2 separate regions of the Homo sapiens genome follow, and region 1 is linked to region 2. The links are chromatin contacts, found by Hi-C or POLR2A ChIA-PET in ENCODE. All regions are on one chromosome and are shown on one strand. Each heading gives the region's core, a stretch centred on a gene start or an enhancer-like site at or near the end of the contact. The rest is flanking DNA. Distances are from core to core; before and after follow the strand shown.

Evidence for each region. A loop is a pair of places that touch in the nucleus more often than their neighbours do. ChIA-PET counts read pairs that join two places held with the same protein, here RNA polymerase II (POLR2A). Pooled maps may share reads with other maps.
Region 1: a map of CD4-positive, alpha-beta memory T cell shows a loop between it and region 2 (13-fold over the local background). The contact joins the promoter of MKRN2 here to the promoter of EDEM1 in region 2. A Hi-C loop is called at or near these places in 1 of 168 maps with a recorded cell type or tissue (CD4-positive, alpha-beta memory T cell) and 6 of 50 pooled maps. POLR2A ChIA-PET finds 5 or more read pairs at or near these places in 1 of 52 experiments (GM10248).

The regions. Positions count from the first base shown.
Region 1 is chr3:12,555,188-12,563,061 of GRCh38, forward strand. It overlaps MKRN2 (makorin ring finger protein 2), which reads left to right and starts at 1,900. Exons shown (of 8, transcript NM_014160.5): 1 at 1,900-1,989. The coding sequence starts at 1,964. It also overlaps a transcript of MKRN2OS not described here. RefSeq lists enhancers at 1,520-1,629, 1,680-1,739, 2,127-2,650, 2,560-2,619, 5,585-5,764 and 1 more and a silencer at 1,910-1,999.
Region 2 is chr3:5,184,906-5,192,353 of GRCh38, forward strand. EDEM1 (ER degradation enhancing alpha-mannosidase like protein 1) reads left to right here and starts at 2,802. Exons shown (of 12, transcript NM_014674.3): 1 at 2,802-3,409. The coding sequence starts at 2,901. RefSeq lists enhancers at 1,260-1,319, 3,741-3,790 and silencers at 2,431-2,840, 3,081-3,250, 3,301-3,590, 4,788-4,907.

The DNA of each region.
Region 1 (7,874 bases), core at 650-3,149, 7.4 Mb after region 2:
TATAATCCCAGCTACTCCGGAGGCTGAGACAGGAGAATCGCTTGAACACGGGAGGTGGAGGTTGCAGTGAGCCAAGAGCATGCCACTGCACTCCAGCCTGGGTGACAGAGCAAGACTCCGTCTCAAAAAAAAAAAAAAAAAAGACGTGTAATTTTTATGAGCATGAATTGCATGGATCAAATGTGTTATGAGTTAAAATGCAATATTCAAGACACTGAAAACAAAATTTCCAGTATACTTCCAAATTCCTGAGAAAAATTTCAAAAGTTCTAAATAATTGGAAGTATATACCATGCTCATTCATTGGAAGACTCAATATTTTTATAGCAAAGTAAAAAAAGAACATACAGCTATACATACATAACATGGAAAGATCTCACAGATAAAATGTTGGTCAAAAGAAGGCAGACAAAAGCGTAGGTACTGAATTATTATTTATATGAAAGTCAAGAACAGTTAAACTAATTTATAGTGATAGAGATGAACCCAAGCAATGACCTTTGTAAAGTATTGCCTGGGAAGGACCATAAGGAAGCCCTTCTGGGGTGTCGATAATATCCAGCCCCCACCCACCCCCTGCAGCCTCGACTGCAGTGAACTATGCTCAAAGGATCCTTCCGGCTCAACCTCTCCTTACTCCAGCATTTTGAAGTTTAGTCGAGCATGGTGTCGCGCACCTGTATTCCCAGCTGCTGGGGAGGTTAAGGCAGAGGACTGCTTGAACTATGATGGCGCCACTGCACTCCAGCCTGGGCGACAGAGCAAGACCCTGCCTCAAAACAAAACAAAAAATTCTTTATTTTGATCTGGGTGGTAGTTTCATGAGTGTATGCATGTGCAAAAATTCATAGAATGTGTTTGGTGCACTTATATTGTGCATGTTATGTATCTCGAGTTTTTAAGCAATGAGAAACCATTGTAAGATTAAAAGGTGAATGACATGATCCGATTTATGTTTTAAAAATAGATTTTTACCAGGAACGGAAGCCAGAAGACCAGTTAAAAGGCTATCGCATGGCTGGCCAGGCGTGCACGCCTGTAATTCCAGCTACGTGGAAGGCTGAGAGGCAGGAGAATCGCTTGAACCCGGGAGGCGGAGGTTGCAGTGAGCCGAGATCGCCCCACTGCACTCCAGCCTGGGCAACAAGAGAGAAACTCCGTCTCAAAAAAATAAAAAATAAAATAATAATAATTAAAAAAAAAGGTATCGCATGGTGCTAGGTAGAAGGGACGGTGGAAAGGGGGCAGAAGAGGACGCATTGGACAGAGGTGTGGGAGCAGAATCTGCAGGGTATAGAGAGCTAGAGGGAAGTGTCAAAAATAACTTTTGGGGTTTCCACCATAGGAAATGGAAGACGAGCAGCACAAGACTGGCAGGAAAGAAAATGAAGACTAAAACTTGTGGAAGTAGAGATTTGGGGAAAGAGCAGTTGGGAGAGAGCTAAGGAATTTCCTTAAGTGGGAGGCGAGGTCCGGCGGGAACAGTTGAGGCAGGGCCTGAGAAGGGTGCCCAGTGAGTGCGAGTATGAATGGATAGGGGCATCCGGGATTAAGAGGAGAGGCTGGAGTTTCCCCAGGAGTGGTGAAGTGCCTCGAAGGAGGCGGGAGATCCCTAAGGAATACTCTTGGCGATCGGGGCAGAATCGCAGGCACTAACAGTAGGCATCGGGATAAGACTGGCAGGACTAAGATGCCAGCCAGGCTCCGCCCCGGAGGCTTGGAAGTGCGGGACACCGAGAGCAGGGATGCCGGGACAGCCGGCCCGATCCCCGGTGCGGAACCAATTGTGACGACGGCTAGGTTACCCGCCGGCGCTACAAAGGTGCCACACCGGAGGGGCGGCGTGCGCCGGCGTGCGCCGGCGTGACGCGGCTACGCGGGATGGGCCGGGCCAGGGCCAAGGCCGAGGCGGCAGCGGCTGCGAGAGGCGGCGGCACGACGACGGTCCCTCAGCCCAGCCACCATGAGCACCAAGCAGATCACTTGCAGGTCAGTGCGCTGGAGCCAGGAGCTTCGGGCCGCTCCCCCAGGCCGCAGGGGGGCCGGTGCGCGCCAGTGCTGTGGTCCGGGAACCTGAGGCTAGAGCGGGACTCGGAAAGTTACTCGGCTGTTCGCGGCGGGGCTTTGCGAGGCAGAGCGAGCGCTGCCGCCACAGCCGGGGATCCGGGGGATGCGTGGCCGAGACGCTGGGCGAGGCCAGCGCGGGGGGCTACGCCCCGAGTTTGAAGCGTGGCCCCTGTGGGCTGGGAGGAAGGACGTCCTAGCCAGGGCCGTGCAGGATGCCGGGGCGCTGTCGGGAAGGCTCTGGGGCTTACGCTTTAACTGGAAAAGATTTGAAGTTGAGTAAAGGGACGCCGAGAGGACGGTTACAAATGGGGATACCACATAGGAGTAATTTGTTAATCGATTATGAGGGCCTCAAAGTTTGGAGAATCCAGATGCAATCTAAACTTGCAGAGAGTTAACAAGTAAAAGTTGTTGTGTGGAAAATAACGACAGGTAGCATATTGTGAATATCGGCGAAGCGCCCTGCATATTTCCAAGTCCTTTATATTCATTATCATCAGACTTCACAGTAAGACAACTTAGTAGTTATTATTACCATTTTACAGTGCAGGAAACTGAGACCGAAAGACGTTGACACTCATTTATCTTACTGAGAGAGCCATTTACGAGGAGAAATGCGACGGTAATGGATGGTTTATTGTAGAAAATAGCCAGATAGCTACACTACGACTGCTCCTATGAAATAGAATAGTGTGGTTGTGTAACACCCTCATTGCTTGGTCAGCTTGTGGCTTACTGGTAATGGAGTCTAGTCCTATTGAATTGTATGTTTGGAAAACGCAAATTGAATTGTATGCTTGGAAAATGCAAATTTCATTTAATAATTTTTATGGGAAACATTGCTTAAAAACAGTTATAGAGTTTGTGTAATAAACAGTTTATTTTCTATGTTGTTACTTCTCTTCATTGGTATGAATAGTTGAGACGTGACTGTGTAGTAAGTTTTCTGTTAGCATTAGTGTACATTTACTGTTCAATTTATCCAAGGCCCAGGTGGCTTATGTTAAGCTGTTGTCAGAAATTTGCACCTAGTGTCTATAAAAAGACTTTTACTAGGTTATTTGTACTAGAAGGTGTTTTGTGAAGACGGGTTTGTGTGTGTTTACGTATTTTTATTTGTATAAAGTTTCTCCTGCTGGAGGAAGTATTCCTAGGTCATTGTGCACTGTAAAGCAGCTTGTAGCCTCCTAGAAAAACCTCTGTATTCCTCCCCTCGCTCTATGGTTTAATTCTACCATTTATTCCCGTACCTCATCTAAGAAGTGTCCACAAAACAGTACACATTTATGTAATAATGCTTTATAATTGAATCTCAACTCTGTAGTATCTTATTTTACAAATAAGGAATCTTATGCTCAGAAAGACTTGAAATTTGCCTAAAATTTTACACCTTAGTAGAGGCACAAGGACCTAAATCAGGATCATCTTGGTTTTTTCCTTGTATACCTGGAGATAGCTTGACTTGAAAGCTTTAATTCTGTTTCCCAAACAGGGGTGTTCTGTAGGATGTTGCTCCATATAAATGAAGATTGGGTTGGAATGTTGAGAAGGGATCACTTCTGTTTAAGTGTTTAGTCATGTTTGTTGGGGACTTACAATGTGCTGCGGCTCTTAGGTACTGTAGTGTATAATCCAGCAACCAGCGCTCTTCCACAGATCGTAAAACTGAGCCTCAGCATTGAAGCGACTTGCCTAAGGTCATTTAGCTTCCAAGTGACAGAGGTGTGAAATCAAAGTTCATGCCCTCATAGACTGTAGGGCCTCCAGATAAGTTTTGAAATGCTAAATTAAAATTTATTTATTGCAGGACTTATCAAAGCTTTTAATGTGTTCCCATGAAAGGAAACTCATACAAGGATATGTAAAACTGCAAAGAAGTTTACTCACAAAAGGGTGTAAAGGAGTCAGGGCTCCCGATGACTGCCTTGCCAAATAAAAAACATAACAGGTGTTTTAAGTGGGAAAAAACCAATATGACCAAGAGTACCAAGTTTACATTAGTGTGTTTATCTACCATCAACTTTTCTACCAGCTTATCTACCAAAAGCTTTTCTCACTTTATTATCTCATTAACAAAAGCCTTGTCTCTAGACATTGATAATTTATAGGAAATGTTCAAGGTATGATTTATTTTGGGGACCAGATCTAAGCAGCGTGTGCGGTTTTTTGTGGGTTTTGTTTGTTTTTTTGTTTTTTTTAATCTCAGGTCACAAAGTTTTAGGTTTGTTTTCCTGACTGTGGGATGTGATGTACATGTTTATTTTGAATGACAGCAGAATAATGTCAGTTTTGCTTCCAATCTGTTAGATATTATGTATCTCCAAGAGTTGCTTATCAAATGCTAGGAGTCTCAAACCTAATGACAAAGACACTCCATGTTTTTATTGCCTGGAGTGGTAAAAATGACTGCTCGTACAGTTATGCTGTCAGTCAGCTCTTCTGATTCCTTGACATGCCGCTCTATCCAGAATCTCAATCTGTGCCTTTTTGCTGATTCCCCTCCCCCACAACCATCTCCCTGTCTTCCAGTCTGTTTTCGGAGCCCTGGGGGAGGCCCTTATTATAGCTTAGTAACCAGTTTATTTCACCTTCTCCTCTTGTGATAGAGCTTCCCTGCATCTCATAATCACTATTAGAAGACACAGGATTTCATTGTCCTAAGATAGTCAAACCTAGGGGGCTTTTGATTCTTTGAAAGTCACAAAACATGGGGGATCTTTTCAGCTGGCAGGTGGTAGGAAGAGTTTGAGCCCCAGGGTTGGGCAGTTCTGGATTCTAATCCTGGTACCACCTGTGCAACAACTGCCTCATCTGTGAAATGAGGATGGTAATGCCTAACCGGCAGGGCTGTTTAAAAATTAAATAATAGCAACAAACCATTTATTTTGTATTAGGATGAGCACTTACATGCATTTTCTCAGTTAAATGTCCCAGTAGTCTATCATAGCAGTCTATGAAGTAAGTGCAGTTATTATAATCACATTACAGATGGGGAAACTGAGGCTCAGTGACTTAAATAACTTGCTTAAGCTCACATAGCAAGCAGTCTGACTTCAGTGTCTTCACCACCACACTGTACTTCATTTCATTCCCGCCTCTAATCAGTACATTTATTGCAAGCCTGCCACAGTGCCTACCATTTGCTTCCTTCCCCCTCAGTGGATCTGCTGTCACAAGGAGTATAGCCGTAAAATTTTAGCCTGTGAAAATATGTAGGAAAATGTAAAAAAAAAAAAAAAAAAAGACACTGAGGATGCAAATTACCTGTATACTTGGAAGTGATTTGCAAAAGCGTTTTGCTAAACAGGCAACATTCAAGGGCCTGTAAGAAACCAGATTGATTGTTTTGCTTAGCACTGCTGCTGCTGGAGCTGCTGGTGGTTCTGTGGCCAGCAGTGAACCTGATATGCTCTGCAGTGTATAATAGCCATACTGTCTGAAACAGTCTTTTGGGTTTACCCAGGGTAACACCCCTTTGGAGTGTCCCCCAGAAAGAACCTACCTGCTCTGAGTCTCCAGCTATGCACTTCACCCACCTAGTCGTCTCTCCCCTCCTCCAGTTCATGTCTCAGTCGTCTCTCTTGGAAGATATGAGGGGCGGTTTGTCCATCAGAAAGGTTGAGCAGTTGGAAATTCATTACAAAGCGCAACATGAAAGAGGCTTGGAGTAAGATCAGTATAACATAGATGGAGAGGAGTGACTATAAGCACATGACAGAGATGCCCCAAAGGACAAGCAGGATGTGCTCTAGGTGGCTTTGTGCTTGTCACTGGGGAGTGGAAATGGTGACATATGCTACAAAAATAGGACTGGGCTGACTTCACCTCTTACATAACTCTCATTTCATACTTTCCTTTCTTGAAGGCAGTGATGGTGGTCTAGAAATTATTTTTGAATCTGTTTAAATCTCAGCTCAGTCACTTACAGAAGTGAAGTGGCTTTTATGAAGTCACCAGCTTATAAATGGCAAAATTAACTAGAAGCTCTGGTTGGCAGTTAAATATTTGTATTTTAGTGGAAGAGATAATTAGTGCAGTTTGGAAGGCAAGTTTTCTGGATAGGACGTATGGAAGGCGGAGGTAGAATTATAAAAGGCATCCTTGCAGGAGACCACTACCTAAAAAAGTCTTTCTTCTTGTCTGCCTTGTTAACAAATAGTATCTGGTAGAGGGCCTGTGGTAGTCTTCCACCCTGGTTCTTTCAGGAAATTTTCTGTTCTAATTGCTTCAAAAGAAACAATACAGTATTGGCTGGTGCAGTGGCTCATTCCTATAATCCCAGCACTTGGGGAGGCTGAGGTAGGAAGATCACTTGAGCCCTGGAGTTTGAGACCAGCCTGGGCAACATAGCAAGATCCTGTCTCTACCCGAGAAAAGGAAAGAAACTATACAGTATTTATTCGATATCACTTTTGTTTAACTGCTTATGTTGCCACTTTGAACCTGTCCTCTTTCAGTATTTATGAGTTTACTAATCCTGATACCTCTTTGTCATTCAGACTTGGCTCTTGGCACTGACTTTTTTTTTTAAATTATTATACCTTCAAAGATTACCATGTCTGAGGACAATTGAAATATTGCAGTCTTGAGTAGCATTTCTCAAAAATAATTCTCAAACTGCTTAGATGTATACTCTACTTTTGTGTTTGGGATCTCCAAGACCACCCCAAATCCAGAGACTGTCTAGAACTAGGACAAGTGGGTCCCAGTATACAGCTGTATTCAAGGCTGAGATTATTACCATATCTAGTAAGGGGTCACAGCCAGATCATGATGGCAGAAGACATGGGGGGTCTGGAGGAGCCTGGGTGCAGGCTTCCTACATCTGTCCCTCCCTGAGAGGGCCACACAGCAATGAAAATGCAGCAACATGTGTCCAGGGAAGCCCATTAGGGATTCAGTGCCCAAGCTGGTCACATAGGCACCCTCTGCCTAGCATGAACCAAAATTCCAGACTCCCAGAAGGCAAGCAGGTTTTCAGCATGAACTACATTGTACATCAGTTTAGACACAGCGAGACACTCTCCATCATTTAGGGAAAATTTTGTATCTGTGTAGAGAACTGTTACTAGCCAAGTTCCCAGATGCCAGGCAAGGGGCAGCCTTGGAAGCAGACCTTCCTAAGGATAGCAGTCTCACATCTGCTGTGTAACTCTCTTCTGTGCATTTATAAAATCGGTATTGTAAATAACAGGAACTCTAAGTTTCTAACAAAAAGTTTCCCAGCTTCTGTTTGTGCTTTTTCTTTTTAAAAAATAAAACTTTAACAGCCTTATGGCAAATTACTGCACAATGTCTGATCTAGTGCAGTGGTCCCCAACCAGTCTATGGCCTTTTAGGAACCAGGCCACACAGCAGGAGGTGAGTAGTGGGCAAGTGAGCAAAGCTTTATCTGTGTTTATAGCCACTCCCCATCACTCACATTACCACCTGAGCTCCACCTCCTGTCAGATCAGCAGCAGCATTAGATTCTAATAGAAGCACTAACCCTATTGTCAGCTGTGCATGTGAGGGATCTACGTTGTGTGCTTCTTATGAGAATCTAATGCCTGATGAACTGTCACTGTCTCCCATGACCCCCAGATGGGACCATCTAGTTGCAGAAAAACAAGCTCAGTGTTCCACTGATTCTACACTATGGTGAGTTGTATACTTATTTCATTATATATTATAATAATAAAGTGCACAATAAATGTAATGTGCTTGAATCATCCTGAAACCATCCCCCATCCCCCCATTCCGTGGAAAAATTGTCTTCCATAAAACTGGTCCCTGGCTCCAAAAAGATTGGGGACTGCTGATCTAAT
Region 2 (7,448 bases), core at 1,552-4,051:
ATCTGGGATTACAGACGCCCACCACCACGCCCGGGTAGTTGTATTTTTAGTAGAGATGGGGTTTCATCATTTTGGCCAGGTTGGTCTTGAACTCCGGACCTTAAGTGATCTGCCTGCCTTGGCCTCCCAAAGTTCTGGGATTACAGGTGTGAGCCACCACGCCCAGCCGGGTGCTAGTTTTAAAAGTTTCAGAGTTGAAAAGTATTAATAGGTCTCACTATGTAGCACGGTTGTAAGTACTTTATATATATATATGATGTAATCACAACTGTGATAAACATTGTCCTCATCACTCACCCATTTTATGGATGAGGAAACAAGTCCTAGAAAAGTAACTTCCCAAGGTCACTCTTAGGGCAGAGCTACGATTTGAACACCTGACTTCTGAATGTGAGTTCTTAGTTGTCATCTCTTTGCATTCCCCAGAGTAAAGCCATTTTTACACTGAAAAAGTGCCTCCTTTCCTTTTTTATCAGTCCCTGATGCGCTTGTGAGATTACCGGAAAACCTGTCACAAATCAAACTGTTTATCTTAAAGAGTTGATTTTCAAGACTGGAGTTTTCTGATTGGGTATGGGTGTTGTCCCAATCTTATCAGTACATTTAGCTTAAGGAGAGTCCTAATCGAAAGGACTAGCACAAAATAACCCATTTCTTTCATTTCAGTTTCATTCCAGAAGGAAACACTTTCTGAACCTAGACCCTAATGCCTAGGCTATGCCTTGCAGGGCACTAATGTCAAAACTATTGCTTTTGGGTGGCTTGGAAAGAGCAGAGGGACCTGTCTGCTCAAGGGCCAGCTATTTGAAGTGCAAATTGCCCTAAAGTGTAGTAACTCCCTTTCTGCCTAGAGCCAACAGGCTCTGAGAATTGAGCCCCCAACCTGATTTCTTCCATTATGGCTTGTGGAATAAGCTTTACAGTTTTCTATGAAGATTAAATAAGCACACATGTCAAAGTGTTTTGAAAACCATCAGTTTTACTATGAAAAGCATCTTTCAGGAGTTGGATGGTTTTCTCTGGTTATTAAAAGATTTATTTTTATAAGAGTTTTTCTCTAACATCAAGACAGAAGCTGTCCTCAATGTGGCCTGCAGTTAACCAGGTCAAATTTAAGTTAAAATTTGCAATAAAGTAGCCCCGGAAGGAAACATGCAACATGCAACTGAATATTCACATTCAGTTTGCAAGTTCCAGGAAGGCAGAAGTTCAGGATCAAGGGCTGGAGCTGGGCTGCCAGCACAGTCCCTAGGCATCCTTCACAGAGGGGAAAAAGCAGAAGCTGTGTAGTCTAAAGACCCTGGCTCAAGCTGTCTTCGTAATCTTTTTGCTGCTTGGGCTGCTCTCGATGTCTCAATGTTGGGAAAGAACAAGGCTCAGCCAACAGTAAGGACCTTCCTATGTGCCAGCTACCATGTGCTGTAATCAAGTGTTTTCTTAGTTCCCCTTACACCTCCTCTGTATTTCAGAAAGTCCTCTACCCTGAAAATGTGATGAGAGTGCCACATGACAACTTACCTTCTTATGCACTCCATTGGTCGGCCATTCAGCCAATATCAGATTTGGGGGTCTAGTCAGGTCTTGCTTCCCAAGCTTTTCAGAAACCCTGATGAAACAGGCATAGGGTCTAAACTTAGGGAGGGCAAAACTTACAGCCAACTCCAAATGCAGCAAGCAAAATAAATAAGCGCCTAAACCATTGAATCTTTATGTGAAAGCCATAGCCCTTTAGAGCTAACATTTGCAATCTTCTTAATTATAGGAAGTAGATACAGAGGGGTAAAGTTATTTAACTGGGAATCTACCCCACACCTCAAAGGTTAGGTCACTAATTGCGGGTGCACAGGAGAGATGGTAGGATGGGAGGGACAGGAGAAGACATGTTTAGATATATCTGGTAAATAATTTGGTGGTGGTGGGAGCCTTCATTCCCACCCCCAACCCGCCCCCCCCTTTTAAAAAAATCCTATTTCCGAGACAAAAGCAATATAACATAACTTTGTATTTCCTGAAACTTCCAGTTTCTAAGAACTGTCCAAGAGTACTTACACGCACATTCCCGAGACCGTTGGAGTTGTTCGATAGGTCTAGGGAGGGATCTGGGGATACGTGTTTTACAAGCACCATGAGCGATTCTTCAAAGTTGGGTGTTTGAATCAAAAGAGCAGAATTCATGATACCGTTTTGTGCACTCCTTGAGCTAAAAGGTAGTATCCCACCCTCTCCATAAACAGACACCTAAGTTATAAAACTTATGCGCTCGATATGCAAAAATAGCTCGTTTTATACAGAAACGATCCTTTCCTTCTTTTCCTTATATATCTTTTAACTGTCATCACTCCTAACCTAGACCTAGAGTGGCTTTTTCCGGTCCTAGCTCTGCCGGACACACGCTCTGCCCAGAGACCCGATCCACCCAAGGCCAGGCGGTCTGGGGTCACGTCTGTGTCCAGCGTCCGGCGGGCGCTGCCGTGCCGCTCTCCCATTGGCTGGAAGTTCCCTCGCGGGCCGGCGCGGCTCCTGCTCGCCACGCCAGCCCATCGGGCTACGGACCGCCCAGGGGGGCGGGGCTTGGGAGTTGGGGCGGGGCCCGGGTGAGGGGCGGGGCCTCGGGGCGTCGCGGACGTCCTGGCGGCCTACTGCGTGGGAGGGAGTCCTGGGCCGCGCCCCGCGAGGCCGGGCCCAGGCCGGGCCAATCCCGGGCCACTGGGCGGGCGACCGTGGGGCCTGGCCGGCCCGCCGGAGAGCCTGGGGGTTGGGGACGATGGGCTAGTTCCTGGTGCGTCACGGGGGAGTTCCTTAAAGGGGAAGCGAGCCGGGCTACGGGGCGAGCGCGGGGTGCGGTGGTCGGCGGGGAGGCCCCCGCGCTTTAAAATAATGCCCGCGGCGCCCGCGCGACCATGCAATGGCGAGCGCTCGTCCTGGGGCTGGTGCTCCTCCGGCTTGGCCTCCATGGAGTATTGTGGCTCGTCTTCGGGCTGGGGCCCAGCATGGGCTTCTACCAGCGCTTTCCGCTCAGCTTCGGCTTCCAGCGTCTGAGGAGCCCCGACGGCCCCGCGTCGCCCACCTCGGGGCCCGTGGGCCGGCCTGGGGGGGTATCCGGGCCGTCGTGGCTGCAGCCGCCGGGGACCGGGGCAGCGCAGAGCCCGCGCAAGGCTCCGCGGCGTCCTGGGCCGGGGATGTGCGGCCCAGCCAACTGGGGCTACGTGCTGGGCGGCCGGGGCCGCGGCCCGGACGAGTACGAGAAGCGCTACAGCGGCGCCTTCCCTCCGCAGCTGCGTGCCCAGATGCGCGACCTGGCACGGGGCATGTTCGTCTTTGGCTACGACAACTACATGGCTCACGCCTTCCCCCAGGACGAGCTCAACCCCATCCACTGCCGCGGCCGTGGGCCCGACCGCGGGGACCCGTGAGTAGCCCCCGCCGCCCGGGGCCGCGCGCCCACGCGCTTCCTTCCGCCCTCCGCGCCGGGGTGCAGCCCTCTGTCCTCCGGGGCCCCCGAGGGCGCCAGGGCCGTTAGGGTCCCGGGCAGCGCTCCCGCGCCCTGTCCCGTGTGAGTCCCTGTGAAGACCCCCGAGCTTGAGGGTGCGGGGTGGGCCGGTGGCCTTCCTCTCCTGATTCTCCCGGAATCTCCAAACTTCAGAACTGCTGTCCAGCTCAGTGTCTTACGCGTGAGGATACTGAGGTCCAGGACCAGAAGGGACAGTGGCAGTGCCAAGGGCTGGCTTGGAGGGCTTTCCACTTCCATCCGACCCCTTCCTCCGGATGAGCATAAACTCTAAATGAAATCTCCATCATGCCCCCCGTGTAAACGCAGCCTCAGAACAAGCCTTTACCTCGCACCCCCACCTCTATCACATTGCCACACCCACGTCTTTTCTATGTAAAAAGCCTATAGTTGACTTCTCCAAAGCCGTCCATTGAGTTTGAGGCAGAACGGGGTTACAGCCTCTCCTTCACAGGGGCTGCTTCTTAGGCTGAGGATAGTTAGGTGGTGGGGAGGGAAGCTATGTGGCCCACTTTTGGGGTCCAGATACTTGAGGTGAAATTCACTGGATGCCAGATTGACTGTCAACGTCATCGCCCTGTACGATCTGTCTATAAATCCCCCGCCTCTGGTGGCGTGGTTGTCCGGGAAGGTCAGGCAGTCTTCCCTGTTCACCAGCCTTGTTTGCAAAGGCTGAGCTCCAAGGGTCACCACTGTTGACATCAAAGTCCAAGAGGGCAGTACACCCAGCTAAGGACCTCTTACCTGTAGGGAAGGAATGTGCATTGCCATAGACCCTGTTAGTCCAAATAGTTGACTCCCCTCCCCTGGATGGGAGTGGAGGAGTTGGTTTGCTCAGTGTCTTGGCACCGTCTGGGGCAAGCATTTTCCTTCACCTGGAGGAAAGCAGTGGAGTCCAGTCCTTAGGTTCTGATAAGGAAGCCTATAGACTAAACGGAGTTGGGTTTTTAAAATGGTGTGGTTATTTACACATTTATGTTTTAAATTGCAGTTTGAGAGCATGATTTCTACCGAAGCAAGGGGACATCCCAAGCTAAATTCAAAGGACTGAGCCTTTTCAAAATTCTAGGAAACCGATGAGTTTTTCTTGCTTAACCATAGCGTTTATACGTATAAGTGTATTTTCTATCTCAATTTTTTTGAGAAAAAATATTAAATTTTGAAAAAAAAGTATTTGGCCTTTCCAGATTTTTTGTTTGTTTTTTGAGACGGAGTCTCGCTTTGTCGCCCAGGCTGGAGTGCAGTGGCGCGATCTCCGCTCACTGCAACCTCCGCCTCTGTGGTTAAAGTGATTCTCCTGCCTCAGCCTCCCGAGTAGCTGGGACTACAGACTCGTGCCACCACGCCCGGCTAATTTTTTGTATTTTTAGTAGAGACGGGGTTTCACCGTATTAGCCAGGATGGTCTCATCTCCTGACCTCGTGATCCACCCGCCTGGGCCTCCCAAAGTGCTGGGATTACAGGCGTGAGCCACCGCTCCCGGCCATGGTCTTTCCAGATTTTAAGAAATGAATGAATTATTTGGCTCACTTAACTAGAGGGGACTTTATACCTATAAATGTATTTTCTTTCTTAGTTTTTTTTTTGGGGGGGGGGATAAACTTCATTTAATTGTGGTCTTTTTTTTGTTGTCAGCCTACATCATGCTTTGATGTTTTTTCTTTTTAAATCAACATCATTAAAGTTTGAAAAATATCATAAAATCCCACCAGCTATTTTAAATTTATTTTTGCCACTAGTTCCTACCCATATGTCTATGCATGTTTTACATAGTTGCAATCATAGTATGTGTACATATTTTGGATCTTAATTTGTGCTTTTCCACTAGTGCTCTTGGTATTACAAGAAGGGAGAGAGCACTTCCAATAAGTGCCTTTATTCCTGCTCACAGACTGTTTCTCAGATTACCTTTTATCAGGTGGACTGAAGTTGAAAACAGTTTAACGGGGAATTGTGATAACACTTTCATTTGAGAATATGACGGTTTGGAGAGTGAGTTGATGACATTTTAATGTTTTTCTTAATGAACCTTAAAAGCGCTTCTGGAGAACCTTAAGAATCCCTTCCCAGCAAAGTGAGGTGGTGGTTGATTTAACTTGCTGGTCTTTGTGGTATCATGTGTGCTGTTGGCCTTTATTTCAGGATGAAGGCTGCCGATGAGTGTTTTGGTTTGGTTATGCATTGGTTTGGTTATGCGTAAGTTAAGGTCAGGTTGCTTTGAGACAGATGTGTTATTGGAAAGAGGGTTTTAGAAGTATTGAGGAGGTGGGGATGGCATTAGGGAAGGGTTGTGCCCTGAGCTGGGTAGGCCCGTTGGTTGGTAAACCTTTGTTGTCTTTGAGGAGGCCAAAGAAGCCTTGCATGGACGCCTCACACTTGCCACTTACAAACAGTGGAAAACTTAATTTTTTGTACTCTCCTTCCTTTAACTCCTCTCAGGCTTTGCTTTTTTTTAAATATTTTTTAAAAAAATTTATTTTTAATTTTTGAGGATACACAGTAGGTGTATATATTTATAGGGTACATGAGATATTTTGGCACAGGCATGCAATTTGTAATAATCACATCATGGAAAATTGGGTATCCAACCCCTCAAGCATTTTTCTTTTGTGTTACAAACAATCCAATTATACTTTTAGTTATTTTAAAATGTACAGTTAAATTATTATTGACTGTAGTCCTCCTGTTATGCTATCGAATACTAGGCCTTGAGGAAAGTTTAAAACCAGAGTATTGTCATGCTGGCTTTGAAACAGGAGGGTACTTCACATCCCCAAACTAAATAATCTGTAATAAAAATTTTTCATATTTTTTGTTTGTTTGTTTAATTGACAGGGTATTGTTCTGTCACCCAGGCTGGAGTGCAGTGGCATAATCATTGCTCACTGCAGCCTTGAACTCCTGGGCTCAAGCAGTCCTCCTGCCTCAGCCTCCCGAATAGCTGGGACTAGAGGTGTGCCCCACCATGCTCGGCTAATTTTTTTTTTTTTTAATTTTTCTGTAGAAGTGGGGTCTTACTTTGTTGCCCAGGATGGTCTCAAACCCCTGGCCTCAAGCAGTCTTCCCGCCTTGGCCTCCCAAAGTGCTGAGATTATAGGTGTGAGCCACCAAGCCCAGCCAAAAATCTTTCAGATTTTAAAAAATCAAATGTATTCTAATGACTCATTTAACAAGAGTGAATTTGCCATTAGAGTATTATATAAAAAGTACACATAGAAAATTTCGGTGCTAAACACTCTTACCGTTTCTCTGTAGTCATATATGCTCCAAACTTATCTTGCCTCAAGTACATGTGACTTGTTCTTGGGGAGGTATCAGGTAAGGAGTTAACATGAAGTGAATAAAACCTGAACACTCTAAAAAGAGCAGATCTGTCTAAGATAACTATGCAAAGTCAGTTCTCACATCCTTAATTTGGGTTGGAGGATCCAAATTTAAAGTTTCTTTGAGTAAATGTGGATATTATATTTTTGTAATCCTGTGAATGGTTAACTGTAGTTCTGGCTTTTGGGCATGTGACCATTCTCAATTTCTTCTCAACTGTATTGCTATTAAAACAACAAAACAAATCTCAAATTAAGCCAAACAAATATTGGCCCCTCAAATGCTTAGGTACTACTAGCTCAAGATGGCCTCCTCTGCATTCCTCTTTCTTTGGAAAGTCCTGCCCTCTTTCAGAGTCAGGCTCCTCTTGTTTCCGTGACACCATCTAACTGTTTGAAGATGATTTTCCTTTATTTGCTCAGTTCTTCTTTTGATTCCTTTCCTTTGAGCTGCGATTCTACATTTTAACCTTATTTGAGGATTGAGTACTGTTGTGTATTCACCTGCATTTCCCTTTGTCTTGTCTCTCCAGATTATCAATCCCTTGAACGCAGGGACTGTTTCTTATGTTATCTCTGTGCCTACACCACACCAGGTAGATTTCTGAACAGCTGTT